Linked DNA regions of Homo sapiens: regions 1, 3, 4 and 5 are each linked to region 2. Evidence: chromatin loops called from intact Hi-C (ENCODE). Cell type or tissue: dorsolateral prefrontal cortex. All regions are shown on one strand. Links, peaks and the distances in the headings refer to the core of each region. The heading gives the core; the rest is flanking DNA. Region 1 overlaps GLDN (gliomedin). Region 2 overlaps CYP19A1 (cytochrome P450 family 19 subfamily A member 1). Region 3 overlaps GLDN (gliomedin). Region 4 overlaps CYP19A1 (cytochrome P450 family 19 subfamily A member 1). Region 5 overlaps DMXL2 (Dmx like 2).

Region 1 (5,938 bases), core at 568-5,567, 120 kb after region 2:
CCATCTTTCCCAGCCACCTGTTGGACAGAGAGCCCAGGGAGAAGGTGAAGTTCCACCTTGCAGTCACACTCTATCTGAGCAGGTCCCTAGTTGTACTGTCCCAAAGAGATGTGGTCAGGAATTGCTAGTGGTAGTAACAGCGGCCTCATTAAAGGAGGGGTCTGGCCATAATCACTGGTTGGAGAAATAGCTGAGAAGAAATCAGTTCTTTATTTCATCAAGGCCAGTTATTCAATTGGGAACCTGGTAATAACTGCCCAGATTACCAGGATTCGGGGACTCAAAAAGAAAGTAATATTGTTCATTAGTAGTGGCTGCTGCACAGTGCAGGAAGAGGTGGGAGGAGGCAAGAGGTGATTGCCCAAGCGCCAAGTATCTGCTATTCCTGTTGAAGGCCTATGCCACTCTCATAGAGAGTTTGATAAACAGTATAGAGTGGGGTGGGAGAGGGTGATACATAGTTCTCCCAGGAGCAGCCAGGCCAGTTCAATGCCTACCACATTTGAAAGACATTTCAGAAATCCATATGGAGAATTGGACTTTGAGCTTGGGAGTCTTAGACTCTTCACACTGGACAAGGGACCTTAGGGAACATTTCACTCTCAACTTCCCGCCTTTGAAATTCCTCCCAAGGACTCCCTCCCAAGCTGTGATTGCTGGAGGTAGGTAACAGCCTCTCCCTGGCTTCCCTCCTACAGGCATCATGGTTAAGGAATTCAAGGATCAGCCCTCACTTCTGAATGGCAGTTACACGTTCATCCACCTTCCATACTATTTCCATGGCTGTGGGCACGTTGTTTACAACAACTCTCTCTACTACCACAAAGGGGGTTCTAATACCCTAGTGAGGTAAGTCGCACCACAGCACCTTCTCACGCCTCTCAGGCAGCACCTGTGCTGTGGTGCTTTTGTGAGCAATTAGGGGTAGGGACTGTGTTTTCATCATCTTTGTGTCCCTAGGGCTGACACACTGAGGTCAATCAGGGTTTGTCGACTGAATGAATCACAGGATATGTTAGTGAGCCCCATGGCCCAGCCCCTGCCTGGGGTCTGCATTTGTTGCTGGTCTGGACAGCCCGAGGAAGGTCAGAGCCAGGGAGAAGTAGACCTGGAGTGGTGACGGCCGCAGCTTCCCCATCCTCTGAGAGAGAAGCAGCCCGAACTCATAGCTCCCCCTGGTGGAACGTGCTGCTGCTCCCTGATAAAGTTTTGTTTTGGAAAACTTTGGGTGTGGGGAATTTCGTGTCACAGCTGAGATCATTGAAGACTGGGGAATGAACCCCTAGTCAAGCGTCTCTGCCTTCAGATCCGTCTGTCATCCTGATGGAGTCCTCCCAGGCCGCCCTCTGCTCTCCCATAGGGAAGGGAGGAGGGTCACCTGGGTAGACACTGCCCAAGGCAGCCGCTGAGCCTTCCCCACAAGAATTGCTGAAGTTCTGTCTTTAGGGTTCAAGAAGAGGAAATCAAGCTCTGGCCTTTGGAGGCAGAAGCAGGTCATCTTGGGCAAATCAAGAGAGCAATGAACCGAAAGCCAGGACACCTGGTTTCTGGCTCCAACTCTTGTGCCTCCTCTATGGCCTTGGACAAGAGACAGCACTTCCTGTGTCTCCCTGTCCTCAACTAAAAACAAAAAGATGGACTACAGCCTCTGAGTCCTTCTAGCTCTTCCACTATCTGAAACAGTAAACCCAGTATTATGAATGCCACAGTCCTACTCATTCAAAACAAGAGACAGTGACTTTGAGGGAGGACTGGGTCCCTTCCCTCTCCCTCATCCTTCTCCTACCCTTAGTGAGGTCCAGCTTTAACAACCTTTGGCATTTGAATGCTCAGGTTAGAATGGGGCGAGTTTCCTAGTGTAATATGCGATATGATCAGACACATCGGACACTGGCGTCAGCCGCGGCAGGAAGCATCCCCTCCTTTGCCTCTCACTCCCATCTACATGACACCCCCATCATCATCTCTACACCTCCCTGGCCACCCCATTTGGGCAGTCTTGTGCTAGTAGAAAAAGACAACTGACCTACCACCTGCTCAGTAGTCCCCCTCTCAAGACACACTCTTTCCTCCGATGCTTCTCACTGAATCTTGTGGTTCCCTGCTGCCATGTTATATAGGGCTATTGCCACACGGAGGTGGCGTGGGGGGCAGTTCTGCGGTGGATAACCCCCATAGTGAGAACTGGCCTCTTCAAGGAGGTGTATCTTCTAAGGAAGCTAAGTTTGGATGCAGTGGTTAGGAGGCTGTACTGCTCTATGCCGCGCCACGGACTGGGACCTGACGGAGAAGCAGAGCTGAATTCGACCCTGTAATTGCTGGGAGAGATGGGTCTCACCAAGGAATGCAGCTGTGAGGTGCCAGGACTAGACGGGGCCAAATGGCAGCAGTAAACCCCAGGTATTCAGAGGAAGGAGAACTCCTGTGTACTGAGATGTGCAGGGACCTTCCCAAGCCTCACTATTCTCTAGTTTCTTCACGGTTTCTTGATAGACTTCAAGTCTGTTATGCTCAAATGCATATCCACAGATGCACACAGTTCATGTTTCTTCTGCTGCTCAGTGGCACCCTCTGGTGTTTTCTTTTAGCCTAATGTTCCTGAATTTTCATTCCTGGAGTTACGTACCTTTTGAATTATAATTCACTTTTACAATACAGCCTAGAGTTGGAATCTGTCAAATCATACAGCCTCCAGGAGCTAAGGGGCATGAGATTCCATGCCATAGTTTAATGTATCCAGCCACTTACTTCACAAGAAAATGGTTTTCACAGTCATGACTTTGCAACAGCCCTTCTCACCTGCTGACTTTCTTCTTAACTTAGCAGGCTGTGAAACTCTTTTTTTAAAATTTCAGCAGGGAGTAAAGGAATAACCCCCACACTTAGAGTTAGAAACCCTAAGTTCAACCTCTGGCTCTGCCTCTTACTTGTCTTCATGGGCCAGTTGCTTCTCATTTTTTGCTTATAAAATGAAAAGATTGGACTAGATCCTCTTTTACAGCCCCCTTGCAGCTCTAAGAATCTTTGAGGGGGCATTTCAGGAGGTCAACAAACATCTGGGCATTAGTGAAGTGGGGGTCACATGGCTAGTAAGTGGTCACTCAGATGCAAATTCATTCTGACTTTGGTGATTATTCTGACACCACACCACTGTCTCCCTGTTGCCTCTGCTAGCACAGCCAGTCATTGTCTCTTACAGCCTCACTGCTCACAGCATTGCCCAAGGACCAGCAGAGCAGGCATTACCTGGGAGCTTGTAAGGAATGCAAAATCCCAGCCCTCACCCCAGACCCACTAACTCAGTTTAATAGAGGAGCCTAATAAACCACCTGTCCACAGAAACGGTGATTCATGTCTACTTTTCTTTGTTTGCATATTTCAGATTTGAATTTGGCCAGGAAACATCCCAAACTCTGAAGCTTGAAAATGCCTTGTATTTTGATCGAAAATACCTTTTTGCAAATTCCAAAACTTACTTCAATCTAGCTGTAGATGAAAAGGGCCTTTGGATTATCTATGCGTCAAGTGTGGACGGCTCGAGCATTCTTGTAGCACAACTGGATGAGAGGACATTCTCAGTGGTGCAACACGTCAATACCACGTACCCTAAATCCAAGGCTGGCAACGCCTTCATTGCCCGAGGAATCCTCTATGTCACAGACACCAAAGATATGAGGGTCACATTTGCCTTTGATTTGTTAGGAGGGAAACAGATCAATGCAAACTTTGATTTAAGAACTTCCCAGTCTGTTCTTGCCATGTTAGCATACAACATGAGAGATCAGCATTTATATTCATGGGAAGATGGCCATTTAATGCTTTATCCTGTGCAGTTTTTGTCAACTACCTTAAATCAGTGATGTGCTGCATTCGGCTCCCTTCAGCAAATTTCAGGGGTTTTCTGGGACCAGTTCTCCCCCAACAGGAAACTTGTTTTTTTAACGTCAGCCAGATATTTAGAAAATAACCTCAAAAGTGTTTATATGGTCAGTGAGCCCCGCTTAGTGAAATAGCAACAGATTGGAAGTTGAAATGGCTGAGATTTGGTGATCTCCCCACAGCTGGCTCTGCAAGTTACCTCTTTCTCCTTGGGCCTTAGTTTCCCCATTGGTAATCTGAATTGGCTAAGATGATTGGGGAGATTTTCTGTACCTGTAGGTAATTTGGTGATTCTTGGTGGCTGCTCTTCTCACAACTTTTATGTATCTGCTTCTGTCGTTTAGCTTTTTTAGCCACATGCTGACCAAATTTACCTTTGAGTTGATAAGTCCAGTGGCTTGAGTAGTGAATCCCTCAGTGCTGACTTATATCTTGTTCTTTGAAAAAATGCATTGACTCTTTAAGACATCTAAAGTATCACATTATCCATAATTTATTGCTTTTCTTTGCATCTGCACCTGCCACCACAGAATAACCATTACCCTCAGCTGCTGATTGGGCAGCTCTGAGATTAGCAAAAGCCAGGGACAGCTACATGTTCAGGTTTTTTTTTTTTTTTTTTTTTCAATAAGCTATTTTTTTTCTTTTCTTATTTTAAATAGAGAGAGAGTCTTGCTATGTTTCCCAGGCTGGTCTTGAACTCCTGGGGCTCAAGTGATCCTCCTGCCTTGGCCTCCCAAAATGCTGGATTACAGGCATGTGTGCCTGGCCCAGGTTTCTTAATAAAACAGAATCATGATCTTCCAGGTTCCCCCCAGTTTCTGATCATGTTGATTTGTAGCTGTGGATCATGAACACTGAATCCTCAGATCACTCTGACTTCTTATGCTTCTCCTGTGGATCCACTATCAAAGTACTAAATGCTGTGTAAGTAGACGTTAATCTGGCTGGAACCATGGGAAGCACTTTGCAGTGTTCAGAAGAGAGGCTCCATTTGTGGCTATTATGTAGAACTGGGCCAGAGCCAGTCCATTGCCTGTTTTTTTAAATAAGGTTTTACTGAGCACAGCCACACTCATTTGTTTATGCAGTACGGCCTGACATTGCTTTTGCTCTGCAACAGCAGAGTCGAGTCATTGCAACAAAGAGCATATGGCCCCACAGTGCCTAAAATATTGACCAGCTACCCCTTTATGGAAAAAGATTGCTGACTCCTGATAAAGAATATAAAGTGAGCCTGATTCTTGAAAAAATCAGAACCAGAGCCTGTTTTGTTTTGTTCTAAACTAAGAAGCCGCATAGGATGTGACTTGCGTTTTGAGTAGAGGGGAAGGCTGATAACGGCGTAAGATGAAGTGGCCCTCCACAAAGGCTGGTTAGGGGACAGTTCTTTCTCTAACATAGTTTTAAAGGATGTGATCTGGTCCCCTTGGATGCCAGGAGAGAATCCAGTTGAACTTGCTCCTAAATGCTCTTAAATATGCATATTTTCTGCCAACTCACTTCTTTAAACATCTTTCAGCCCAGCGCTGCGGCCCCGGGAAGGGCCACTGCGAATAGAGAGGAAGCTGGAAAAGTTCCTGGGGCTCTGCAGCCAGGAAGGGGAACCAGGGCAAATCTTATGTAAAGATTTTTCAGCAACTTGTCCCAATTTGTGTGTATTCTGAAACTTTCTCTTTGGGACCAAATTCATTCTCAATGGCCCTGAGTTCAATATATTATTAACAGCAGTATTTTAAAACTTAGGGTTGAACTGGGCATGGTGGCACATAACTGCAATCCCAGCTACTTTGGAGGCAGGGATGGGAGGATCACTTGAGGCCAGGATCTCAGGACCAGCCTAGAGAGATCCCATCTCTAAAAAATAAAATATAAGAAAATAAAACTTAGGGGATATACAGATTTAAATATTCAAATCTCCCTGCTCCCCTGAAAGTCCCCAGGCAGCTGTCAATGACTTGTTTGTTGTGTTCTCAATATGATGGCTATTTGAAACTTCACCTACTTTTCATTAGATTGGTTGTACCATGTCACCTTAGCTTTTAAAAATACTCTTTTC
Region 2 (5,938 bases), core at 663-5,662:
TTTTTTTTTTTTTTTTTTTTTTCCCCAGGAAAATGTGCAAATATCAAGGTTACCTGGGTCTGCTGGTCACTTCTAGTTTTTGGACTCTTGAAGATGGTGAGTTTTGCTAATGATGCGCGGCTGTTTAAGAACCAGGTGGCTTTTCTGGCAATCACTCTTCGTGTGCCATCTTTTATAAAGGTGCTTCTTGTTGCTAAGAGATCAGTTGCTTAGAGACCAAACCATTAAAAAAATATATATGTCAGGGGCCAACATAAATTATAGCCAAATTTTGTCATTTCAGCTCGCCCCCTGAATGTTTGGCTTTTGTAATAGATCGTAGCGTACCAAGAGAAGCTAATTACTAATCACAAATAGAAAACTGACCATGAGGAGGAGAAAAGATCTGTGCGTACGCTCCTGTGAACAGAGAGTAATATCATGCCTCCCTTCCATGGAGTTACATAGTTGCTGGGCTCTCTGAAACTTTGGCTCCTCGTAGGGGGTCCTAGACATATGCCGTAAAAATAGATTCATGCACACACATAGATACCTGTCCCAGGAAAACTTGAATGCAGGGTGGAGTATGAAGATGTGGGAATTGTGGGGCTACTTTACAGTCTTTTTCTAAGGAAAATTAAAGAAAAATGCACTGCTTAGGAAAATGTATGTCGGAAATCCGAAGTGATCTTAGCCTTTAGCCAGATGTTTTATGTGTGAACGTGATTGTCACTGCATCAGGTTCAGTTGTGTACACCTGGGGTTCAGGGGGTGCTTGGGTAAAAGTCTCTCTACCTTCTATTTTCTCTCCTGTACTGAGATATGGCATCCTCTGAGGGAGGAAATACAATCGGTTAAGTAAGGTAAGGTTTGACTTGGGGAGAGGAGCCTTTCTCTCTTTTCCTGGTGACACTGCCCCTTGAGACCCTCCTCTCAAATTTACTGTCGGCTAAATACTGTCCCACATAGGGACATTTACATTTTAGGAACACATTTTTAAATGAAAGACTCAAGTTCCTTTAAGATTTAATGGAATAGTGGCATTCCAAGCTTCTTAACAGGTAGGATGCAAGATCTTTGGAGGCAAAATAAAGCTGGATGCGAGCCTCCACTGGATAACTCCATAACACACCTCCTTCCTGCATTTCTCCTTTTTCTACCTCCTCCATTCTTCAAGGTCTCTGTGACTCTGTCCTGGGTGAGAAGAAAGCAAGCAAGTAAGAGACCAAAGACTTGGATTAAAAGCAAGATGAGAAGTAAAAAGAGTACCTAGTGATTTAAAGATTTGTTCCCTTCCTAGCCTCCAAAGTGCTTGCCATTCAAGAAGCCTTCATGCCCTCAGCTTTATTGGGAGGGCATCCTGGAATGAACCCCACTGCGCAGGAGAGGCAAGGTGAGGCCTGGGGGCTGGGATGGGAGCCCAGCAGGAAGATGAGAAGGTTCCCATTCCACTCTGTAGTGCTGGTCACTGTCAGATTGGCATCAACCCCCACATCTCCATCTACAAAGTAGGTGGAAGACCCACAACCAACTTGAATTTGAAGTAGAGATATATGCCAGAAAAAAAGAAAAGAATGAAGACCTGGGCAAGTGGGATGTGGCTAAGGCTCAGAAGAAATTTCCTCAGCAAGAGGAAAAAAACACTGACTTCCCCCAAACCAAGCTATGAGTGAAAACTGACACATGCACCGATGACATATACATTTCCCTTAAAGTCTCTTCCTTCTAATTCCCCAAATTTCTCTTTGTGGCTTATATTTTGGGATAGAAATGGAAGCAGAAAGGGCTAATAGGGAATTAAAGGTGGAAAAGGCAAGAGAAATAATAATGTCTGGGTATACAGTTGCTGCCTAGCACCTGCTAGGTGAAGGAATGAGAGAGAAAAGAGGAGGCTGAAAGAGAAAGAGGCTGTGAACTCACTTTATGTTCCTTGAGGGCAGAAACTGTTGTATTCTCCTCTTTTCCCAATTCCAAGTGTTTGCATGGGGCTTTTGCATTTAGAATGCGATTAAATGTTTTTGTTAACTTCGAAGTCAAAGGAGAAACAGAGAGAGAAGGGATGGGTCTAAGGGGGTTGAACTGTTACTCCATCCTAGACCCCATGTGACTGGCTCCCTCCATAAGAGCCCGCTCTGCTCACATTTGTACTTTGGACTTAGATCTAAAACTAAAAGCCTGCCCTTCTTTTTTTTTTTTTTTTTTTTTTGAGACGGAGTCTCGCTCTGTCGCCCAGGCTGGAGTGCAGTGGCACGATCTCGGCTCACTGCAACCTCTGCCTCCGCCTCCAGAGTAGCTGGGACTACAGGCGCCCGCCACCATGCCCGGCTAATTTTTTTTGTATTTTTTAGTAGAGACGGGGTTTCACAGTCTTAGCCAGGATGGTCTTGATCTCCTGACCTCGTGATCCACCCCCCTTGGCCTCCCAAAGGGCTGGGATTACAGGTGTGAGCCACCACGCCCAGCCAAAGCCTGCCCTTCTTCTTATCTATCCATCCTGGTCTCCCCATTTTAGGGGGGCTCTGGTTTGGCTCTTTCTGCCTTGTGGCCATTTGCCTTGGACTCTTAGCTTTGACCTCTAGGACATGAGGTCCTACACCTCATTTTGGCCACTTCCTACCTATCAGGAGGTGACTTGGGCACCATTCTGGACACTAGTCCTTGGCAGGCTCCAGGTTCTCATCTACATGGGTGGAGGTGGGGAGATACTGTGGTCTGTAATGAGCCACTGCCCTCACTCAGTGTGGTGTGGTGAAGAAAATAGGCTTGGACCCATGAGGGCTTGGCTTACAAATGTTCCAACTTGAACCTTGGAAAAAAAATTTTGGTACAGCTGTAACTGTGTCAACGAATGTAGTCCAGTGTCATTTTGGGTCTTGCAGTGTGGCAGGTCACTTGTCCACAGGTACCTGGACCACAGCACTCTCACATCCTGACCAACCACTGCTGGGAAGCTGCCCAGCCCACATGAGCTCCATATTCCAGTCTCAGGAATGGGAAGACAGCACAGTGAGAGATGCCAAGCTCCGGGGCATCCTCTGTGGAATTGACTGCCACTGCAGGCCCAGGCGCCCGTTACTGGGGAAACCAGTGTTCCCTGATGCCACCCCCACTGAGCATCCAGAGACCCTGATGCTATCTATTGCCTACTGCCCAGCTGCTGCTAACTCCGCCAGGACTTGCTCTTTCCCAGTGGAAAATTCAGCAGACAACATTTCTAGAAATGCTCACACAGCCCCCTTGCTACACAGCCCCTTCTACTTTAGAAAGGACCCACTCCTACCCCAGGAAGACTCCAGTGTAGTGACCACAACTCTATTCTGTTTCTCCAGGAAACTGTTCTTAGAAGAGGCCTGAAGAGAAACATGACTGACTAGGTAAGATTAGAGGCTATACCAGATGTTTGGGTCACTCTCTGGAGGTTCCTGGGGCAGCAAGTAGAAGCTCAGCCAGTACTACGCAAGGGGGCTTTTTCCAAGCCCTTTCAGGGGCCATGTCCTGGACAGAAACCTACCCTGAGGAGCCAGAGCACTGCGGGCAGGAGAGGAGGACCTGCCTGGAGAAGTCACATCCAGACATACAGCCCGGCAGCTCCTATGGAAAAGCAGGACTTGAGCAACAGGGGGCAGCAAAGCACAACCGCCTTCTTCAGCTGAGCCCTAGGGCAGCCTTGGGAGGCAGGCAGTGAGGGGCAGGAGAGTTGGCCCCCCTCTCAGGGGACAGCTGCTTGGCTGGCCAGAGGTAATGGCCAAGTTTGAATCTGAAGTAGAGATATATGCCAGAAAAAAAAAAGAAAAGAATGATGCCCTGGGCAAGTGGGATGTGGCTAAGGCTCAGAAGAAATTTCCTCAGCAAGAGTAAAGGGTACACTGACTTCCCCCAACCCAAGTTATGACTGAAAACTGACACATACACCAATGACATATACATTTTCCCTTAAGTCTCTTCCTTCTAATTCCCCAAATTTCTCTTTGTGGCTCATATTTTGGGATAGAAATGGAAGCAGAAAGGGAAGGGCTAAGAAGGAATTAGAGGTAGAAAAGGCAAGAAAAATAATAATGAGAATAAACCAAATAAAGAGAAATAAACCAAGCTTGCCCCTTGTTGGTTCCCTCTCTGAATTCTGAAAAATCCTTGTCACAGTCCACAGGGACCTCTGGAATGAGAAGAACTGAGACAGAGAGGCTGGAGTAAAGGAGCAGCAGACCTCCAGACACATGATGATAGTTACCCTTGCTGATTTCACCCCTTTCTCCGGTCTTACTTCATCCTTGTAGATGGAGCCCCTAAGATACAACACTTCATCTTCTTGTTGGGAAAAAGCTGAGTGTTGGGAAAAAAAGCTGAGGCAGGGCTTGCATGTCTGACATAATGTCCAGGGCTCAGTGCATAAAACCCCTCGTGGCCTCTGGAATGAGTCTAGACTTGCTGGCTCCTTGCTTCTAGCTTAAACTGGAAGAACATGCTCCCTATTATCTCAAGTAGCAGAATATGTTCCATATGCTTCAAAGGAAATGCTAAACTATCACAGCTGTAGATCATGTGCTTGCCCTTTTGACCCACACATTCTCACCACCTGTTTCTTTGTTTGACCACCAATAAATAGTCTGGGCTTCCAGAGCTCAGGGCCTTCACAGCCTCCATACTTGCGTTGGCCACCTGGACCCACTTTCTCTCTCAAACTGTCTTTTCTCTTTCCTTTGACTCTGCCAGACTTCGTTGCCCCAAGGCCTGGTGTTGGATCTGATCACCCCAACATTCCTGGCTGCCCAACGTGGGGCGACAAAGGCCCTGGTGAAGGAACACTAGAGCATGTGAAAGCAGGGGATGCATTGTCAAAGGACACCCAAGGATGACTAAAGGAAGCTTGGTGGGAAAGCTGAGGGCTCGGAAGAACCAGGGTAACAACAGGACAAAGTGAAAGCAAATATTCTGCTTATTTAAGTTTCTTAAGGCATTTATTATGAAGAGTGGGGGTGAAAGTTAGTACTCAGAATTTGTTATCACTCTTTAGTACGGTAAAGGAGTTTTGCCCATGGTTCCTGGAACAAGGGACTATGGAGTTGGATGAATGGGAGATAATTGGCAGAGATTTTAAAAAGGCGTATAAAGATGGAGCAAAAATTCCAGTTTTTTTTGGTCAATGTGAGTGATAATAAAGGCAGCTTTTGAGCCATTTCAAACAGATGATGAGGTAGATTCAGATGAGGAAGAGGAGGACGAGTGTAAAGAACTAATTTCAGATTCTGAATGTGAGGAACAGAAACCGGAGGAAATTAAAGAAAGGGAAACTGAAAGAAGTATGTTTTACTAGCCCGTTGGCTCCACCTGCTGAATTAAGTGAATGGCCACCTCTTCTCTCTCCCATTAATGGGCGAGAAAATGAATTAGCTGAAAAACACCACTCCTGTAGTTGCAACATTAAAACCTGGAGCAATTGGTGGTGCTATACAAAATTCTATTCAAAAAGCTAGAGCCGAGGGAGACCTTGAAGTATGGCAATTTCCCATTACTATAATCCAGCAAGGAGGGAAGGAATTCAAGCAAGCCATTACTCTGAATACGTTAAGGCTTGCGATGGCATTGGAGGTAACTTACATAAGGCTACTCTTTCAGCTCAGGCTATGGCTGGATTAAGAGTAGGAAAGAATATGCCCCATTTCTCAGGCTCTTGTTCCAATTGTCGGCAATTTGGACACAAAAAAGGAATGTAGAAAAGGAAATCAAAAGGCAAGAACTACTACCGTCAATCAACAGAAAAGCCCTGGTGTATGCCCCCATTGTAAAAAAGGCAATCACTGGGCAAATCAGTGTCGTTCTAAAGATGGACAACCTCTTTCAGGAAATGGGAAGAGTGGCCCACCTCAGGCCCCTCAACAAACCGAGGCATACCCGGCACAGCCAGTGCCCTCACAAGCGTACAACAATTGTCCCCTGCCACAGCAGGCAGTGTTGCCATAGA
Region 3 (5,938 bases), core at 476-5,475, 100 kb after region 2:
TCTTCAGAACAGCTTGGTCCTTTACTCTGAAACTCTTGTAGCTTAAGCATCTTTCTTCCATCTCTTGAAGTCCTTTTTCAGAGTTACATGCGACAGTAATGAGTGCTAGAGAAATGGATGGATGGAATTACAGGCACAAAAGCCTGTTGAGAGGCACAGGAAAAGCCTCTTCCTTTTTGATTTTTTTAATATAGACCTGAGAGCCAGGCTGTACAGTGAATGCATGGGACGGAGCTATTGAGACCACTTAGGAGAGATTGGCAGAGAGTGGGGAACGACGTCTGCACTGGAAGTGGGTTGAGTAGGTTTTTCTTTAGCACTTTGAAGTGCTTTTCAAAAGACAGCACCTTCTCCTTTCATGCCAGCTTGAAATTGGGCCTCCTTTTGCACAGAAAGTTCTTCAATTAAAATTAGATGTGAAAAGTACAAGTTGCAAAGTGAGAGGATCCTTTGGGATAGACCACGAGGCCTGGATTGGGGGCAGGGTAGTGGGCAGCAAGGTGAGTGACAGGACCCAGGAATGAACTGGGTAGCTTCAGAGGGTGGACACAGAGCATTGGTCTCGAGCCCTAAGAGGATGCCTGGCAGGAAGATGTGCCAGAGCAGAACCTGGGCTTGGGGACTGGGAACAAGGTTTAGCTTCCCACTGGATTCATCTTTGAAAAAGCAGGCACTCATAACTTGAGGCTAGTCCAGCTGTGACCAGGTAACCTGGCTCCCATTCCTCTTCCTTGCCCAGCTGTTGCTGCTACGGCAGTCAGGACAGATGCTATGTGATTCTGTGCAACCTTTAACATCTCAGTTGGATCGTGAGGGTAATCCCCTAGCTAGAGTAATTAGTTATTCTGCTAGTACAGAGTTTGTCAAACAACACATGCTTTTCTGAATGCATCTTACTCTGGAGCCCAGATTTCCTTGGGGACCCAGAAGCATATCTTCTGGGAGAGCAGGCATCTTGAAGAAGCCATGTTATTGGGTTATTCTTCACTCACTGCATCCTCTTCGTGTGTATCTGTTAGAAAATATCTAAATCATCATGTTACTGAACTGCGTATTGGGGCAGAAGCACTACACATTCTCCTTGCAGCCAAGTGACCCTAATCCAGTTATGATACGTGTCTCTAGTCTCTTATTCTATGCCTAGGCAAATATCAATCACGGATCAATGCTGCTGAGCACAGCCTCATAGCATTCTTTTCTGCTGTTCCAGAAAGCCAGCACTAATTGACTGGAACTGGCACTTCTCTCTGCAGACTGATTTGTTTTTGGTGTTCATGGCCATCACAGACCTCAAGTTTACATAACTGGGGCATTGTGAGCCAATTTTAGATTTCAAGGGAAAAAATATCTAAGTGGCTCAGCTCTTATCAAGCATCCACCCAATTTTAATCGATTCTGGTTAGGAGTGTGGGATGGGTACAGTTAGCATGAGCTACATAATTTGCAGGGCCCAGTGCAAAATGAAAATGCAGGGTTTCTTGTCCAAAAGAAGCAGGAAAAAGGCTTTCTTCTTTCTTCCACAGTCTTGACCTGTTTTGGTGTGAGTTTTTATCTGCTACCTAATGTCATACTCCATGAAGCATAGAATACTTATGGGGCAAGTACAGACCCTCACAGGCACCAGGGATCCTTCCCTGTGACTCAGGCACGCAGGGCACCACTCAGCCCCACCTTTCCTGCACTTGTGCCCCAGCCCCTACCAGAGTGGAAGGTGGCAGAAGTTACTGATGGGGCAAGGAGTACAGAGGACACATCATGGGGCAAGGGAGCAGGTGGCAGTTCCTAGGAAGGTGGTGGGAGTTGGGACCCCACCAAGCCCCCTGTGCATACTTTATTGACCCATTGGACTTCACTTACACAAATTCAAAGACAAGATCACTGGGAATTTCTAGACGGCGACTGCAGAGCATTAAGCCCACACCTGAAGCCCCCTTGTGAGGTGAAACCCTATGCACCTGCATGGGTGGTAGGCCCAGGACACCAGCCCTGCATGCACTATTAGCATGATCATGGATGTCTGCACATATTCCTTGAGGATGTGCTATTCAAGAAAGGGAGAAGGGTCAGGAGCTGAGAAACAGTTTTCTAAACACCCAGTTGGCACACATCATGGCATTTGACATTATTTGACACATGTGGGAGCTCTTCCAGATGTCAGGCCCCTGGAGAGCCAGGCTGGCATTCTGAGAGGACGGAGGACATCCCGCCATCACCATAACTCCCTATGCCTCAGCACATTTTATGTCTGCCCGGACTGCTGAGCTCTCTGGGGCTGTCTTCCTTTCTCTTCTGAAATTCTCTCCTCATCTAGCTGCGGGGAATTAGACCTGCTGGATTTCCTCCTCCAAGTGTCTTCTGACAACTCTCTCTTTCCTGGTGCCTCTTCTCTCACTTGCCTCTCCCCAGGTGGGGTGTGGCCCTCCCGCTCTTCCATCCCCAATTCTAGCCTAGACTTTTTACTCTTGCCTTAAGACTAGCAGCTCTGGACCTTTTTAGGATCAAGAACCCCTCTAAGGATCTGCTGATGGTGACTGATTCTTTTCCCAGAAAATTTTCACACCACATCAGAGGGCCCATGACCACCTCCATTCCAGTCATCTATGATGCTCGGATAAAAATGCAGATTATTGGGCCTCACTCTAAATCCAAACTGAATTAGGAACCCCAGATGGGGCCTGGGTATCTGCATTTACTAGGCATTGCAGGCGATTCTGTGGATTCATATGAGAGGAACTCTATCCATAGGGCATCAGTGGAACTCTTGCAGGACACCCTAATCTAATCACCACAGTGAGAGCCTTGGCCACGGCTAACGTGTCCTGAATATACAGCTTCAGCCGGGAGCTCTCACCAACAGTACTGATGCATGGACGTGGTTATCAGACTGTCGTGAGAACTTTTGAAACCTACTGTGTACAGGCAAGTCTTGTGTCTTACAGTCAAATTATTCTTTCCACCAGTCTCTATATCCGAATTTGGCTCCCTCTGTCGTCGCGAACGATGATTAATTGATTTCCTCTGACCTCTGTTAACTGGCCACCTCACCCCCTTCCCAGTACGTGTTCGCCATCTGGTGGTAAAGTCATGGAGACACAGGCTGTACTGACCCTAGAGAATGTGGTACCATTTTAGCCAGCCATTTTTGCCCAGAGTAGGACTGTTATGTATTGAAAGCATATCCTCAAACACCTATTTCTCCCAAAAGTCCCCACGCCTGTCAAAATAGCCTCTATCCATCTGTATTGCAGGCCCCCTGTTATCTGAATGTCCTCCTCCTTTGCCTCCTACCCAATCAGATGTGGATTCTTGCTCATTCTGCTGAAATACCTCTTGAATGTCTAGCTTTCTCTACAATTCTACAGTCAGCTCATTTATCCACAAGCTTGTCACTGAGTTGACAGCTACAAAGATCCCCTAGGGTTTTTTTTTTTTCTGCAATGCCCATCCTCCATGTCTCTCTTCCTGTCTCTGTGTCACTGTCTCTCTCGTCTTGTTGCACCTAGTTCTATCCATCTACCAACGACAAAGAGGCTATCAAACCCACACTGCTTTCACAGCATCATCCCCCTGCCTAAGAACCTCCCATGGCTCCCTCCTGCCTCACAGATACCATCTACACCTCCTGGTTTGACATTCAAGTGCTTCTGCCACCCACCATACCCAGGTCCTTCTTCAGCCTCATCTCTACACACTTGGCCAGTCCTCTAACTTCCTCCCACCCTGAATCTTATAAGTCCCCACCTCTGTACCTTTACTCCTGGTGGCCCCTTCATGGAATGCCAGACCTCATCTGCTGCCATCTTAAGCCCCGTTTCTTCAATGTCGTGGCTCCAGGATCATCTTCTTGAGATGCCTTCTCAGACCACTGCATGCCCACACTTCCCCAGTACCCCTTGTCAGGGGTATGGGAGTGGAGACTTCACTGTAGCTCTCTCATACTGCATTATGGTTTCAAAGAGTCCATCTTTCCCACGTAGACTGTGAACACAACAGGATACAGGCACCAAGATTTCTTGGTGGAGTTTGATGCACATAATAACTGCTTAGCAATGCTTGTTTTGTGAATGGTCACAGGCTTAGATTTATGGAAAGACCTCACCATTCCAATATTGGTAATCATTATATGTGGTCTAAAGAGGCGGGCAGATCACGAGTTCAGGAGATCGAGGCTATCTTGGCTAACACAGTGAAACCCTGTCTCTACTAAAAATACATAAAAAAAAAAAAATTAGCCGGGCGTGGTGGCGGGTGCCTGTAGTCCCAGCTACTCGGGAGGCTGAGGCAGGAGAATGGCATGAACCCAGGAGGCGGAGCTTGCAGTGAGCCGAGATGGTGCCACTGCACTCCAGCCTGGGTGACAGAGCAAGACTCTGTCTCCAAAAAAAAAAAAAAGAAAAGAAAAGAAACAAAAGGAACTCAAGTGCTCATGTTACAACCTCATTAGCTTGTCTGAGTACTCAAATAGAATAGTCGACAATAAGACACCCCTATTTGTGGGAGCAAAATTCATGTGAACCCCTTAGATCCTTGAGTAATTACATGCTAAGGAAGGTATTTGTTACCTGATCTGGGCTCTCAATTTTTCTCAGGCTATTTCATGTAACAAAAGAGAAATCTAGCCAGCCAGCTTTCACTCCCGACTCCCCCCAGTGGCTCAGATGAGACAAGCTAGCTAGATTACAGCACTTGGAGAACTCCTGGGACGGCCAAATCTCAGCCCCACAATGACAGCACCATCATTTGCTAACCCCCATGCTAGGGCTGCACTCATGGCCACCAGCATTGTTACTGGCCCTCCGTTTATTAGGTTGACTGCTTGAGAGATGACTAATTTATCAATCTAGAGTGAGGACAGCTCAGAAATTAATCTTGGTTCATTGAAACAAGCAAAAGTGGTTTGATTGGCAAATGGGTCTTTGTTGAATTGCTTTAAAGGGTCTTTTGGCCAAATATAACGAGTTCTAAATACAAGGTGTCAAATCCATTGCTTAGGGTCAGTAGATAATTAGGAGATTTGAAGGTCGGGGGTGCTCTTTGTTTTCTGGGTTCGGTGCTGGTTTCTCAACTAAATTTTTTTTCCGTTGTAGGACCTTCTGGACCACCAGGTAAGAGCCCATGGATTTTCTAGTTCAAGGGGAGGCTGTGGGTGGCCAGACCCTAGGATCTCCCTGTTGGGACAGATGCGGGGAGGGCAAGAGCCTGGAGGCAGTCCTGGCTGTGTGTCTCCTTCTTTGTGCCCCTCACCTGAGGCTCTGCCATCACCATCCCCCCACTTGGCACTGCTTCAGCCAGAGAAGGAAGGAAAGAAGTGGGAAAGGATGTGGAAAAGGAATTGATGCCTGCTCAGTTTCACTGGTAAAGGAAATGACAGTAACTTCAGTGAATAATTTTTTTTTTTTTTTTGGTTAATGTCCCTGTTTCTGTGTTTTGATGCAGGACCTCCGGGAGCCGGCGGGTTGCCAGGACACAACGGATTGGATGGACAGCCTGGTCCTCAGGGCCCAAAAGGAGAAAAAGGAGCAAATGGAAAAAGAGGAAAAATGGGTATTTTTGGCAACTCTTCTAATTAATTTCCCTGTTATTTATCTCCATGATTGCATTTGGGTCGACTAAAACTGTGTGCAGCAGGGGTAAGGTGTTTCATCTCTGCACAGTTTAAGGCCGGTTTAACTCTTACCTAGAAGCCATTGCGTTCCGGGATACCAAGGGTATACTTCTTGGTCCCACCTTGACAGATGTTTATTTCAAACTGGAGAAGCCGTCTCCTGGGAACTGACTCGCACCCTTCTGCTGCAGATGGGAGGTGGAAGGAGCAGGAGCCCACAGCCCTGGGAGGGGCATTCTGTGGGCCGTGTGACAGCTGGTGCTGGTGCATGCTCTTTCGAGGCTCAGCTCCTGCCTTGCCCTCTATTGCCTCCTCCTGCCCAGCGAATCTGTG
Region 4 (5,938 bases), core at 422-5,421, 51 kb before region 2:
GGGTGACATGCTAAATTCTTAACTGAAATTACTCTAAATATATAGCTACATCTCTTCTTTTGCCTATAAAATTGCTTTGCACATCAATAAGAAGAAAAGAATTTGTGGTGATTAAGAAATATAGGCTTCAGGGCTATATTCCGGGCTATCATTTACTAATGTTTGGACCTTGGGCAAGTTACTTAACCTCATTTTCTGTGAATTGTAGGAGATAACAACATTTACCACATGGGGCTGCCATTCAAGTGTTTAGAACAATGGCTACAACAGAGTAAAGGCATAATGAATGTTAGCTCTTCCTCCTTTATTGCAGTAGAATTCAAAATATGATTTCAGACTAGGAATGATAGCTCATGCCTGTAATCCCAGCACTTTGGGAGGCCGAGGCAGGTCAATCGTTTGACTCCGTGAGTTTGAGCCCAGCCTGGTCTCAAATATGGCGAAACCCCATCGCTACAAAAAATACAAAAATTAGCCAGGCATGGTGGTGCACATCTGTAGTCCCAGCTACTCGCGAGGCTGAGGTGGGAGAATCGCCTGAGCCTGGGAGGCGGAGGTTACAGTGAGCCAAGGTCGTGAGCCAAGGTCACTCCTGCCTGGGTGATAGAGTCAGAGCCTGTCTCAATAAATAAATAAATAAATAAATAAATAAAATATTTTAAAAATATGATTTCAAAAAAGGCACATTCATAGACAAAAAAGATTGTAGCTAACTAAGTACCTGCTTACCTTTCATAAAGAAGGGTCGAGTTGTTTTCCAGAGCTCTGGATTGTTGTTAAATATGATGCCTTTCTCATGCATACCGATGCACTGCAGCCCAAGTTTGCTGCCGAATCGAGAGCTGTAATGATTGTGCTTCATTATGTGGAACATACTTGAGGACCTGAAAAGACAGGAAACTTTGGTGTCAATTTTTAAGGGTCAGGAGAACTCCTGGTGGTACATTTTGACTAGGAGGTAGCTCTCTTAGCAAATGCATGTTGCTCCAAATGCAATGTGCATGATTTCTAGTATTCGGGTTGAATAAGCACTTCTGTTAGCATGAGGACATCCTTCTCCAGTTGAATCATTTCTACCTACTGACTCCCTGTTTCAACATCACCAAAGATAGAAAACACACACACACACCCATATACCATTCCTTACTTCTCTTTCTTCTCTAACCTCACCAAAATACTACCCACTACTGGAGTCAGAGCTGCAAGGCTGCTAAGAAGCTGAACCCTCCATACCACCAGAGCCAGAAGAACCTCCAGCCTCCCAGGTATCATCCAGCCTCACTCCACAAAGTGCCACCCACTACAAGAGTGAGCCACAGAATCAGAAGTTTGTGGAATTACTAAAGTCTTGTTTTCCTATTTTGGAACCAGCAGTTTTGCCTAGTACCACCCAACTCCAGTCTCTAATCAGGCCTGCCCCCTCCAGTGGAGTATCAGTCAGGGCTTGAAAAATATCTCCTTGGGCACTTCTTCTAGCCCTGAGCTTGGCCAGCGCCTGGCTGGACTGGCATGCAAAGTTCACTGTGGTAGTAAAGGAAGCTATTTTGGGGCTCTGCCTTCCATCATGACTCATCAAAGTCTCCAGGGTCACAGAGTTCTCCCACGACACAGGATGTGATGAGTCATGAGACAGGGCAATTTGCATGATGCTCAATTATGCAAATTCAAGATGCATTAGATGTCATTGGTATTATCTTGATTTTAGATGTTGTTGTTACTTTCTTGGTGAACTTAATATTTATACAAAATTTCATGTATTAATTGCAACTTTGGTCCTCCCTCTCCTCTGGTCTCCTGAAATTTTGTTTCACAGCTGCAAATTCTCCCACTATGGAGGTTTTCAGAACAAATAACCCTCAAAGATTGCAAGTGGTTACTATAATATCTGCAATTGGTTCTCAGGTTGGAGAGACTTGCTCCTCCATCTCCTAGTTGACACTTGGCTCCTAAAAGGATACTTTTGCCTTAATGAGGTTGTTCAGTTAATGCCTGTTGAAATACATTCCCAGAGGACTCTAGACCAAAAAAGCGCTGCTCTGGTTCAATGTATTAGGTTGTGGGCTAAGTATTAATCCAGCTCTCACATCTGCGATGTGTTCCATAGTCCTATTTAAGCTTTAAAAGTAAGCCCCTGAAATAATGGTAGTGTCAAGAAATTAGAACAGGATTATTATTGTATAATAATATATAATATATAAGGTGTGGTAGTGTGTGCCTGTAGTCCCAACTACTTGGTGGGCTGAGGCAGTAGGATAGCTCGAGCCCTGGAGGTTGAGGCTGCAGTGAGCCATGATCAAGCCATTGCACTCCAACCTAGGTGACAGAGCAAGATCCTATCTCAAAAAAAAAAAAAAAAGCAGAGTTATTGTATAAATAACTTATTAATATTTATTTCAGGAAAAACCACCTATTTTCAAATAAAAACACTATTAAATATTCTCTTGATCTGATTCCAGATAATATTCATCAAATAATCCTAAGTTTTGGACATGTTTGCCTCTCCCTAGCAAAAATAAATAAATAAATAAATAAAAATCCAGATGCTTCCATTTGTATTCTGGGGAATTTGTCTGACGTTTCAAATTTTGTCATATATAGAAAAATTATGCTATAGGAAGGAATGAAATTCTTACTAATTAAAATATTTGAAAACTCTAGCTTTACTTACCTTCCCCTCCATCATTCTATAATTAAAGCAGAAATTAAGTAATTTATATATTCTTTATTCACAAACTAATATTTAAAAATTTTAAGCACTTAAAGGACAAACACTATTTTTCTGCTCTGACCCTGGGGCTTTTGCATACTGCATTAATCATATTGGCCTGTCCATTTCATTTAAGAACTTGCTAATCAGTTTTAAAAAGAGAGTAAGAAACTCCAAACATAAAACAAACCCAACGAAATATTTGCTAGTTATTAGTAATAAAGAGCCAACCTTTAAAATTCTTGTGTCCTTTAGGGGGCACCAACTTCTCAGCTATTTTGAATCCAAAGCTCAGGCTTGTTAGGGACAAAGCTAATCAGGCCGATGTGATAAAGCAAGGGATGTGTGACTGGCCACAGATGAGCAATTTAAAACAAGGTCACTTACTAAAAGTAGGCTGGATTTATCTAACCAGAGTAAATCAGAAAAGTGAAGAGAAGGTCAGTGATGAACTAAGGACCCCAGCCCAGAGCTCCTCCTGGCAGTCAAGACAGGCCTGGCTCTGGCTTGTGGGCCAGCCTGCAATACTGCCAGAGGCAAGTGTTATACTGATTATTTGGGAGAGTGAGGATTTCTTAGCACTGAGGAGAGTCCAGCTGAGTCCCCAGCCTCAGCAGGGACAGTGCACAGCGTTGGGTGTCTGATCACTAGGGTTATTATCCCTCATTAAGCATGATTGAAGATAAAAGACATCTCCAAAGATGGCAAACCTATTGTCTGTTCAAAATGAAAAGTAGTCAGGGAGTAAGCTCTTAGGTGATGAGAAGAAAGCCACCTGAGTTCTGGGATTAAACAATTCACACACTTGTGGGCAGATTCAACAGTGATGAGGAGGCAATTAATGGACTAATTGGTGCCTTCTTTTTTTTTTTTTTTTTTTGAGACAGAGTCTCACTCTATCGCCCAGGCTGGAGTGCAGTGGCGCAATCTCAGCTAATTGCAAACTCCACCTCCCAGGTTCAAGCAATTCTCGTGCCACAGCCCCCTGAGTAGCTGGGATTACAGGCACCCGCCACCACACCCGGCTAATTTTTTGTGCATTTTTAGTAGAGACAGGGTTTCACCATGTTGGCCAGGCTGGTCTCAAACTCTTGACTTCAAGTAATACACCCACTTTCACCTCCCAAAGTGCTGGCATTACAGGTGTGAGCCACTGCACCCGGCTGGTAACAAACATTTAAAAACACTTGCCTCATGTAGATCTGTTCCATCAATCCTATCACCTTTTCACTGTCCTTCACTTCTCTAATATCCTCACTTACCCAGCTTAAATTCTAGGTGACTACAAGAGATAAACAATCTTTATAACAGAGGAATCTCACTGTAACCACCTAACCAGTGATCAAATTTAACATCAGTGCTAGTGGGACAACCTGTTACTCATCTTCTGATGTGATGTGATATGAAGTTCCTAGTACTACTGAAGTGTTATTGCAAAAATGTGCAACCTTAATCTAATTGAGCCTTTAGACCCAATTTTCAGTTTATAAGAAATACAGAGAATAGATGAATATAGTAAATGACACCCTGATGAAACAGTGAGAGAAATTCAGAATGTGGGATATGTTATAGCTGACCTGGTCTCTTCAAAATGTCAATGTCACAGGGGGAAAAGTGTGGCAGGGGGACGGCTCTTTCAATTTTCCTACTCATTTGACAATTTTCTTAACAGAAAGTTGGGAAAAAATTACTGTCAATCATTAAAATTAAAATACCCTTCCCTGAATCCTCAACTCCCTTGACCCTCTTCTTACTTTGTCATGGTTGTCTGATAAGACCACACTCTAGCTAAATCCAACTCTTAGCTTATTCTGTGCTTGCACCTGGCAGTTGAAGTGGGCTGGGAAAAAAAGAAAAACCACACATGCGCACACATGTGTGCGCATGTGTGTACGTTAGCGCACACGTGCCTGCTGTCAGGTCTCGGTTAAATTCAAGTGGGCCCTTAGTGTCGCTGGCAATGCTACTGCATGTCCCCAGCCCATTCACTCTCTCACTCTTCTAGATGACTATTATATTCTCCCTACTCAGCCCCAGCTGAAGACTTTATTTCCAATTTTCCCAAGAAAGTGGAAGCAACTACAAGAGAATCTCCACAATCCCCAACGACCCGGACCTGTGCCCATATATTCCACCTTCCCTCCTATTACTATGGAAATTCCATGTCCCTATTCAAGGCCAACCCATCCACTTGTCCCCAGGGACCTCTTCACATCTCACCTAGCACACTCTTTCTCTTCCATCAACAATCATTTGATTTTCCTCCATAACTGACCAGTCCCCCTACAACTCACATGCTGTAATTTCTCCTATTTTAAAAATCAAAATTCCTTTGCCCACACATCTCACTCATCTACTGGCCCATTTCCTGCCTTCTTTATGGCAAACTCCTTGGAAGACTTGTCTACACTTGCTGCCTCTGATTCTTCTCCCCCGATTCTCTTCTCTGGTCAGACTTTTGCCCCCACTAGTCCATTGAAACTGCTCTTGTCAAGGTCACCTGTGACCTCCCTGTTGCTAAATGCAGTACTGAAATCTCCATGCATTCCCTTGCCCCATCAGTGGTATTTGACATGGTTCACAATTTTCTACTCCCTGATATGGATTTTTCACCTGGTTTTCAGACATTACACTTTCCTGGTTTTCTCTTCTCGGTCTAGCTGCTCTTCTCAGTCTCTGTTGCTAGTTTCTGACCTATTTACACTAGAGGGTCTCAAGGTTCAGTTCTCTCTACTCAATCATCCCACTCAGATGTCAACTGGGCATGTCAAATCTAACATGTCTGGAATGGAACCCTAATCTCTCCCCTTCCCAAACTTGCTCCACCTATCTCAGGACACGATGTCCCCATTCAATGCAAAACTGGACAGCACTTTGACTCTTTTTTTTTCTCTCACACCCTACATCCAATCTGTCAGCAAGTCTGTTGGCTTTGCCTTCAAAATATGTCCAGAATTTTCCCTCATCTCTTATCATCTCTACTGCTACCACCTGGACCAGCCACCATCACCTCTTGCCTAACTGGTCTGTCTGTCCCCATCCCTTGTCCTCTTGCACCTATTCTCAACAGAGCAGCCAGAATGATTCTGCTGAAACATAAATGAGTCATATGTGTCAGTCCTCTCTCAAATTCTTCAGTGGCTTCCTTTCTTGCAGGGGGTAAAAGCCGGAATTGTTACAATGGCCTGCAAGGCCTGACGTGATTTGGTACCCTATTGCTTCTCTCATCTC
Region 5 (5,938 bases), core at 362-5,361, 220 kb after region 2:
GAAGAACTCATTTACTTAGAATCCATTTACTGAGATGTGTAACTCATTTAATCTCTGAGCTTCAGTTTCCCACCTGTGAAATGGAGACATTCATTCCTGCCTTATTACCTCATGAATGTCCACTGTGTCCAGGATACACTATTTCTATATTGCTTAGCCAATGATACAGTTTTGTATTAGAAAGTATAAACTATTTTTTACAAATCATGCCATGCCTACTTTCTTAATGTCCCACAGTAAAAACTAATATATATTAAACACACAACACAAGCTTAAGGTTGTTCTGGGAAGAATCTCATTCAACTGCATACAACCTCATAATGGTTAAGATTTTTCTTTTCCAATTAATAGTGAGAAAATAAGTCATAGGCAAAACCCTAGAAGGTCTCTAGTTATTTTAACCTGCAGAGAAGAAAACTTTGGGGGATATACTATAAGGATGTAAATCTATATGAAGAGATATTTTCCAGCTACCTTTCCCCCACAGATCTGGAAATCATGAAATAGTTAAAAGGGTACAGGCTTTGAGTCAACAGTTTATCCACATATGAACTCCACTTCTACTCCTTAATGCCTATGTGATCTCAGATGAGTCCCTTAATTTCTTAAGGATCAGTGTCTTCATCTATAAAGTTAAACATAATAATAGCTATCTGCTAGAAGACTGTGATAATTAAATATGATAAAGTAAAGAAAGTGCCTGAAACATAGCAATTTTTCACTCCTCCAAAATATTTATTGAATTAATGAAATTCTGATCATTAATTTTCAGTTTCCTTTGCCAATGCCATCATTTACAATCAACACCATTACCCTGAACTATGTGCATAAAAGAGAATGGAATCTAGTTCCAGGAAGCAGCCAAAAATTTTCTAGTTACAGAATGAATTAGGCAAAATACGTATGACATTAACTGTATGGAAATCTCGCTGAAGAGACTTTTTGGAGAAAATTAGGTAATTGTAAAAAGTTGTTTATGGCTAGAAATGGGAAGACCAACAAGTTGAGCCCATGAGGTCCCAATAAGCCTCATGATTCCATAGTAACATTAACAAATGGGCTGTTATTATCAAAGAAAAAATCATAGGGATCAATCTGTGTTAAAAAACAAGAGACTTGGCCAGTCCATGGTGACTCATACCTATAATCCCAGCACTGTGGGAGGCCAAGGCAGGAGGACTGCTTGAGCTCAGGAATTCGAGACTAGCTGGGGCAACATAAGGAGACCTAGTCCCTACAAAAAAAATAAAAAGAAATTAGCTGGGCCCCATGGTGGTGCACACCTGTGGTCCCGGCTATTCAGGAGGCTGAGATAGGAAGATTACTTGAACCTGAGAGGTTAAGGCTACAGTGACCCATGACTGCACCGCTCAACTCCAGCTTGGGCAACAGAGCAAGACCCTGTCTCAAAAAAACAAACAAAAAACCCACCCAAACACACACAAAAAAACAAGATTATAAATCCAAAATGACACAAAGGTTTCAGTGTAAAAACTCATGAGAGAATGCACATGGATCTCACAAATCCATGCATTCATATGCCGGCCTCAACCGTCTTTTCTAACTGAGCATATTATATAATAGTAATTACCTATTAAGGAGGTCTTTTCCCTGCAAAGTTTGAAAGTTGAGACTGCAATTCAGTAAATGAGTCAGTATAGAGATAATACAAATATTTCTATTAGGTACAACTTTATAAATTTTTAGCGAGAATATTTACCTGAGCAACTCTTATCTCTGCTTTCATCAAGCTCAGTACTAGTAGTAGCCACTGTATCAGCCAAAGCTACAAGGAACATCTGCTCCAAACGGGTAAGGCCTGGTAGACTTGAGTGCATAAGATGACTTGAAAGTACCCTTGCATGTTCTTGGCCAAAGTAAGCTGGTCCATATTGAGAAAGATTTATTACTTTTGATTTGTTTTCTCTCTTTTCAGGCTCTAAATCAATATCATCCGTTGGTATATCCTGGATTTGAAACAGCTCTGAATACTGATCCTCTGGTTGACTTACTGTCTGATCTTCATAGCTCTGTGGTATCTTTGTACTTTCTTCTGAAATTCTGTAGGATGTATCTTGATCTGCAGCAAGTAATGCATATAGTGGTAGTGGAGGGATAGAATCTATCTCAGTATAATCTCGAGTACCATCTTTTCCTACGGTGACTGTTTCCTTTGCTGTACTGCCACTTACACTAATAGTTCGAGAGAGATGTCGCTTAGTTCCTTCTCCAGCATCAGGATCTCTAACTATTGCTACTTCACCTGCAATACATTTTACTAAATGAGAGAGAATGGCTTTAGCCCTTCGCACTTTCCCTAAATCCATCAATTCTAACAGCTGAGTTGGATGATATTGTGGAAGAGTAGGGGAAAGTACATGTGCAGCCTCAAATAAGCCACCATCTTGAATTACAGTTGGTGAACAAAAAACATCATCAGAAATAGCTGTTCCTTCAACAACACTTTTTCTTGCCAGCATATTAGATTTAAAGGTCGAATGATCTTGCATTGCTGCCTCTTCTGCATTAGAACTATCAGCTTCAGTGTCTCCAAATTTGACAGCATGCTTCCACTGTGCATATACATGCATTTCACAATCCATTCCTACCACCAATATCCCATCTCTTACCCAAGAGAGAGAAACAGGCAGTGAAGGAGTACCATCAACAGAAGATACCAAGTCTATAGATCTAAGAAGAACCCATCTTGACTTAACTCCTTGCTTGATACTACCACCTAGTGGTAAAGTGATGACAGCTACTCCATCCTTACTGTTGGTTTGCTCAGTCACAATTCCTGAAAGCCTTCCATACATGAAGATATTCGCACCGACTCCCACTGTAAGAATGTGGGAGCCATCTTCTTTTGATACCCAGTCCAAATGTACTAAATGTTTGATATTCGGAATAAGATATCTATCCTTGCTCAAGAGTGCATCTGACTTGCTATACACAAACAGATTACTGTCGACGCTGACCCTTGAATCAAGTACACTCCCAACCTTAACCAAATCATCAAGATGAATTGTTTGTTCTAAAACCCACTCTGATCCTCCTGTAGATTCACATTCAAATATACAAACATGCATGGAAAATTCTTTAGAAACAAAACCATTATGGTGGATAGGCTGCTTATAAGCCACTGCAAGGCGACCTGTGTATGAACAGCTAACAGCAACTGGTCTTCCCACAATGCTCACTGTACTGCTATTATCTTCTCCTTCATCATTCATCAAAGGCCATCTCTTCCAATGATAAATTTCTTTCTCATCACTTTTATTACACTCTGGGTTGGCTTCCATACAACATTTCCAGAAGCGTACTTTATTGTCAGAACAAGTTGTAACCACTAAATAAGGTGCAAGGCACACTGGATAAATTGAAGAAGAACTCAGATGGCCTTAAAAAAGAAAAAGCAAATAGTTAGTTGTAATAATAATAAAGCCACAAAATAATATGGTAGTAATCAAATTCTGGAATGTGATCAATTTAAAGTCACTATGAGCTTCTTCAGAATATCTCTGCAGTCTTCCTCTTAACTAGTATCCCACTAAATGTCCATTGGCCAACATATCTATAAAGGTCTTGAAGAGCCCATCAGTGAAATCAAGGTATGCAATAATAATCACTTAATTTGTTTTTAGGTAATTAAGTTTAAATGAGGCAACCATTTAATTAAAATAAAACTCAAAAGCACTGAAACAAGTCAGCCCTTAATGTGTTTCTATTATTTATATTTACCTTCACAACATGCCTCCTTAGAATTTCATACTATATATTTAATCATTTTCATCATGAATACTTAACTGAGCTTTACAATTTGCCTTTCAAATGCCCCTAACCTTCTCTCAAATAATCCAGACCCCAGGTGGTACACCAAATTTTGTTTCAGACCGCAAAACAGACCAATAGATCTTACCCATTTTACCAAGTTTAATTCATCCTCTCTTAGCACTGAACCAGAACCCTCTTATCTATTCCTGACTGCCAAAGACTAACAATGCACATCTGTTGTCAACTGTAAGACAAGGGGATATAGAGATTAAAGATCTGAGGTCAGAAGATCTGGATTTGAGTTTCAACCCATCAATAATTTCATTAACAGTGGGAAAGCTACTTAATCATCTGAGCCTATTCCATCTAAACAATTGGGATCAGTTACTGTTTCCCCTAGATTACTATTGTCAAATAAGACATTTTATAAGGCGTCTGTAAAATATAATTTATTATCACGAACTCCAATAAACTTATTTGAGTATAACCCAAACCTTTCAAATATTTTGAAAGATTAACAAACTGGCCTAGATCTGCACCAGCCACAAAAGCCCAAGAGTACACTCTTCTCAATATGATCTTTCCAACTGTGAATGCAAACCTGTCTTACGGATGAATAAGAAAACACCTATACTGAATATCATTCACCAGTAATTTTAGCGGCCCCGAACCTCCAATTTTGGTTTCCCAAAAACACTATTCTAGAAACTCCCCAATTAAAATTCTGCAAGTAGATCACTTTAAACACAGCTGCCAGACTTGCCCTCAAAATATCTACCTTGCTAAAGTCAGTATCATTCCAGACCACCCAAACTATAGTCTTTTATCCTACATTTTTCCTCAGAGTATCTGCCAACTGTTGTTCAAACATTCTTAATAAAGGTGAGACGTGATTACCACAATGTGAATGAAGTCTTAAATTTTAAAAAAAGCCTCAGTGGTTTACAAATGAATGTATTTGTTCTTCAAAATTTTACTATCATTATATTCCAAAGTGTAGGCAAGACACCTCACATTAAAATATTTTCACTATTGGCTGGGCGCGGTGGCTCACGCCTGTAATCCCAGCACTTTGGGAGGCCGAGTGGGCGGATCACAAGGTCAGGAGATCGAGACCATCCTGACTAACACAGTGAAACCCCGTCTCTACTAAAAATACAAAAAATTAGCCAGGCATGGTGGTGGGCGCCTGTAGTCCCAGCTACTCGGGAGGCTAAGGCAGGAGAATGGCATGAACCTGGGAGGCGAAGCTTGCAGTGAGCCAAGATAGCACCACTGCACTCCAGCCTGGGTGACAGAGCGAAACTCCATCTCAAAAAAAAAAAAAAAAATTTCATTATTTTGGCCGGGCGTGGTGGCTCACACCTGTAATCCCAGCACTTTGGGAGGCTGAGGTGGGTGGATCACGAGGTCAGGAGATCGAGACCATCCTGGCTAACACGGTGAAACCCCGTCTCTACTAAAAATACAAAAAAAATTAGCTGGGCATGGTGGTGGATGCCTGTAGTCCCAACTATTCAGGAGGCTGAGGCAGGAGAATGGGTGTGAACCCGGGAGGTGGAGCTTGAAGTGAGCCAAGATAGCACCACTGCATTCCAGCCTGGGCGACAGAGTGAGACTCCGTCTAAAAAAAAAAAAAAAAAAAATTTACACTATTTTCTGTCAAGCTGATTACATTTATCACAGGAAATTTTGTGGGTTTGTGTGTGTGTGTGTGTGTGTGTGTGTGTGTGTATGGAGTCTCACTGTGTCGCCCGCCCAGGCTGGAATGCAGTAGTGTGATGTCAGCTCACTGCCGCCTCCACCTCTCGAGTTCAAGCAATTCCCCTGCCTCAGCTTCCCAAGTAGCTGGGATTACAGGCACGTGCCACCACGCCCAACTAATTTGTGTATTTTTAGTACAGACATGGTTTCGCCATGTTAGCCAGGGTGGTCTCGAACTACTGACCTCAAGTGATCCACCCACCTCAGCCTCCCAAAGTGCTGGGATTACAGAAGTGAGCCACCGCACCCAGCCAGGAAATTATTTCTAATAAAGACATGTTTCTAACCATCTAGACATATCATTAATAGAAAATCAATCTTTATTTTAATGTCAACATAGAACATATTTCAGAAGAGTTCATCTATTTTATCCACTAAAGAGTTCATATATTTTATCACT

What was found. A loop is a pair of places that touch in the nucleus more often than their neighbours do. Peaks named below come from ENCODE experiments on the same cell type or tissue, not always from the same donor. Only the 100,000 strongest peaks of a DNase experiment are listed, where the experiment ranks them.
Region 1: a loop joins it to region 2, with 3 times the contacts of the local background. A loop is called at or near these places in 17 of 110 quality-filtered maps.
Region 3: a loop joins it to region 2, with 7 times the contacts of the local background. A loop is called at or near these places in 91 of 110 quality-filtered maps.
Region 4: a loop joins it to region 2, with 4 times the contacts of the local background. A loop is called at or near these places in 6 of 110 quality-filtered maps.
Region 5: a loop joins it to region 2, with 2.3 times the contacts of the local background. A loop is called at or near these places in 12 of 110 quality-filtered maps.

The regions. Positions count from the first base shown.
Region 1 is chr15:51,400,895-51,406,832 of GRCh38, forward strand. It overlaps GLDN (gliomedin), which reads left to right. Exons shown (of 10, transcript NM_181789.4): 9 at 699-849; 10 at 3,383-5,938. The coding sequence ends at 3,860. Among named protein-coding and RNA genes, the nearest start is that of GLDN, 62 kb to the left of the region's middle. In dorsolateral prefrontal cortex, for the core only: CTCF peaks have their summits at 1,184 (motif pointing left), 2,572 (motif pointing left) and 2,774; a DNase peak (open chromatin) is centred at 1,137; H3K27ac peaks cover 1,004 bases.
Region 2 is chr15:51,277,955-51,283,892 of GRCh38, forward strand. The region is part of intron 1 of CYP19A1 (cytochrome P450 family 19 subfamily A member 1); the gene reads right to left. MIR4713HG (MIR4713 host gene) reads left to right here. Exons shown (of 3, transcript NR_146310.1): 2 at 29-96. Among named protein-coding and RNA genes, the nearest start is that of MIR7973-1, 33 kb to the right of the region's middle. RefSeq lists a promoter at 4,228-4,607. In dorsolateral prefrontal cortex, for the core only: CTCF peaks have their summits at 3,616 (motif pointing right), 3,820 and 5,279 (motif pointing left); a DNase peak (open chromatin) is centred at 3,607; H3K4me3 peaks cover 675 bases; H3K27ac peaks cover 322 bases.
Region 3 is chr15:51,378,349-51,384,286 of GRCh38, forward strand. It overlaps GLDN (gliomedin), which reads left to right. Exons shown (of 10, transcript NM_181789.4): 3 at 5,088-5,105; 4 at 5,437-5,544. Among named protein-coding and RNA genes, the nearest start is that of GLDN, 40 kb to the left of the region's middle. In dorsolateral prefrontal cortex, for the core only: CTCF peaks have their summits at 3,063 (motif pointing left), 3,265 and 4,642 (motif pointing left); DNase peaks (open chromatin) are centred at 3,033 and 4,673; H3K4me3 peaks cover 2,121 bases; H3K27ac peaks cover 3,154 bases.
Region 4 is chr15:51,227,050-51,232,987 of GRCh38, forward strand. CYP19A1 (cytochrome P450 family 19 subfamily A member 1) reads right to left here. Exons shown (of 10, transcript NM_000103.4): 4 at 730-884. The region is part of intron 1 of MIR4713HG (MIR4713 host gene); the gene reads left to right. Among named protein-coding and RNA genes, the nearest start is that of MIR4713, 12 kb to the right of the region's middle. RefSeq lists enhancers at 1,403-1,697, 1,423-1,717. In dorsolateral prefrontal cortex, for the core only: a CTCF peak has its summit at 2,965 (motif pointing right); no DNase peak of the experiment used is centred there.
Region 5 is chr15:51,496,832-51,502,769 of GRCh38, forward strand. DMXL2 (Dmx like 2) reads right to left here. Exons shown (of 44, transcript NM_001378457.1): 18 at 1,721-3,400. Among named protein-coding and RNA genes, the nearest start is that of DMXL2, 120 kb to the right of the region's middle. In dorsolateral prefrontal cortex, for the core only: a CTCF peak has its summit at 2,754 (motif pointing left); no DNase peak of the experiment used is centred there.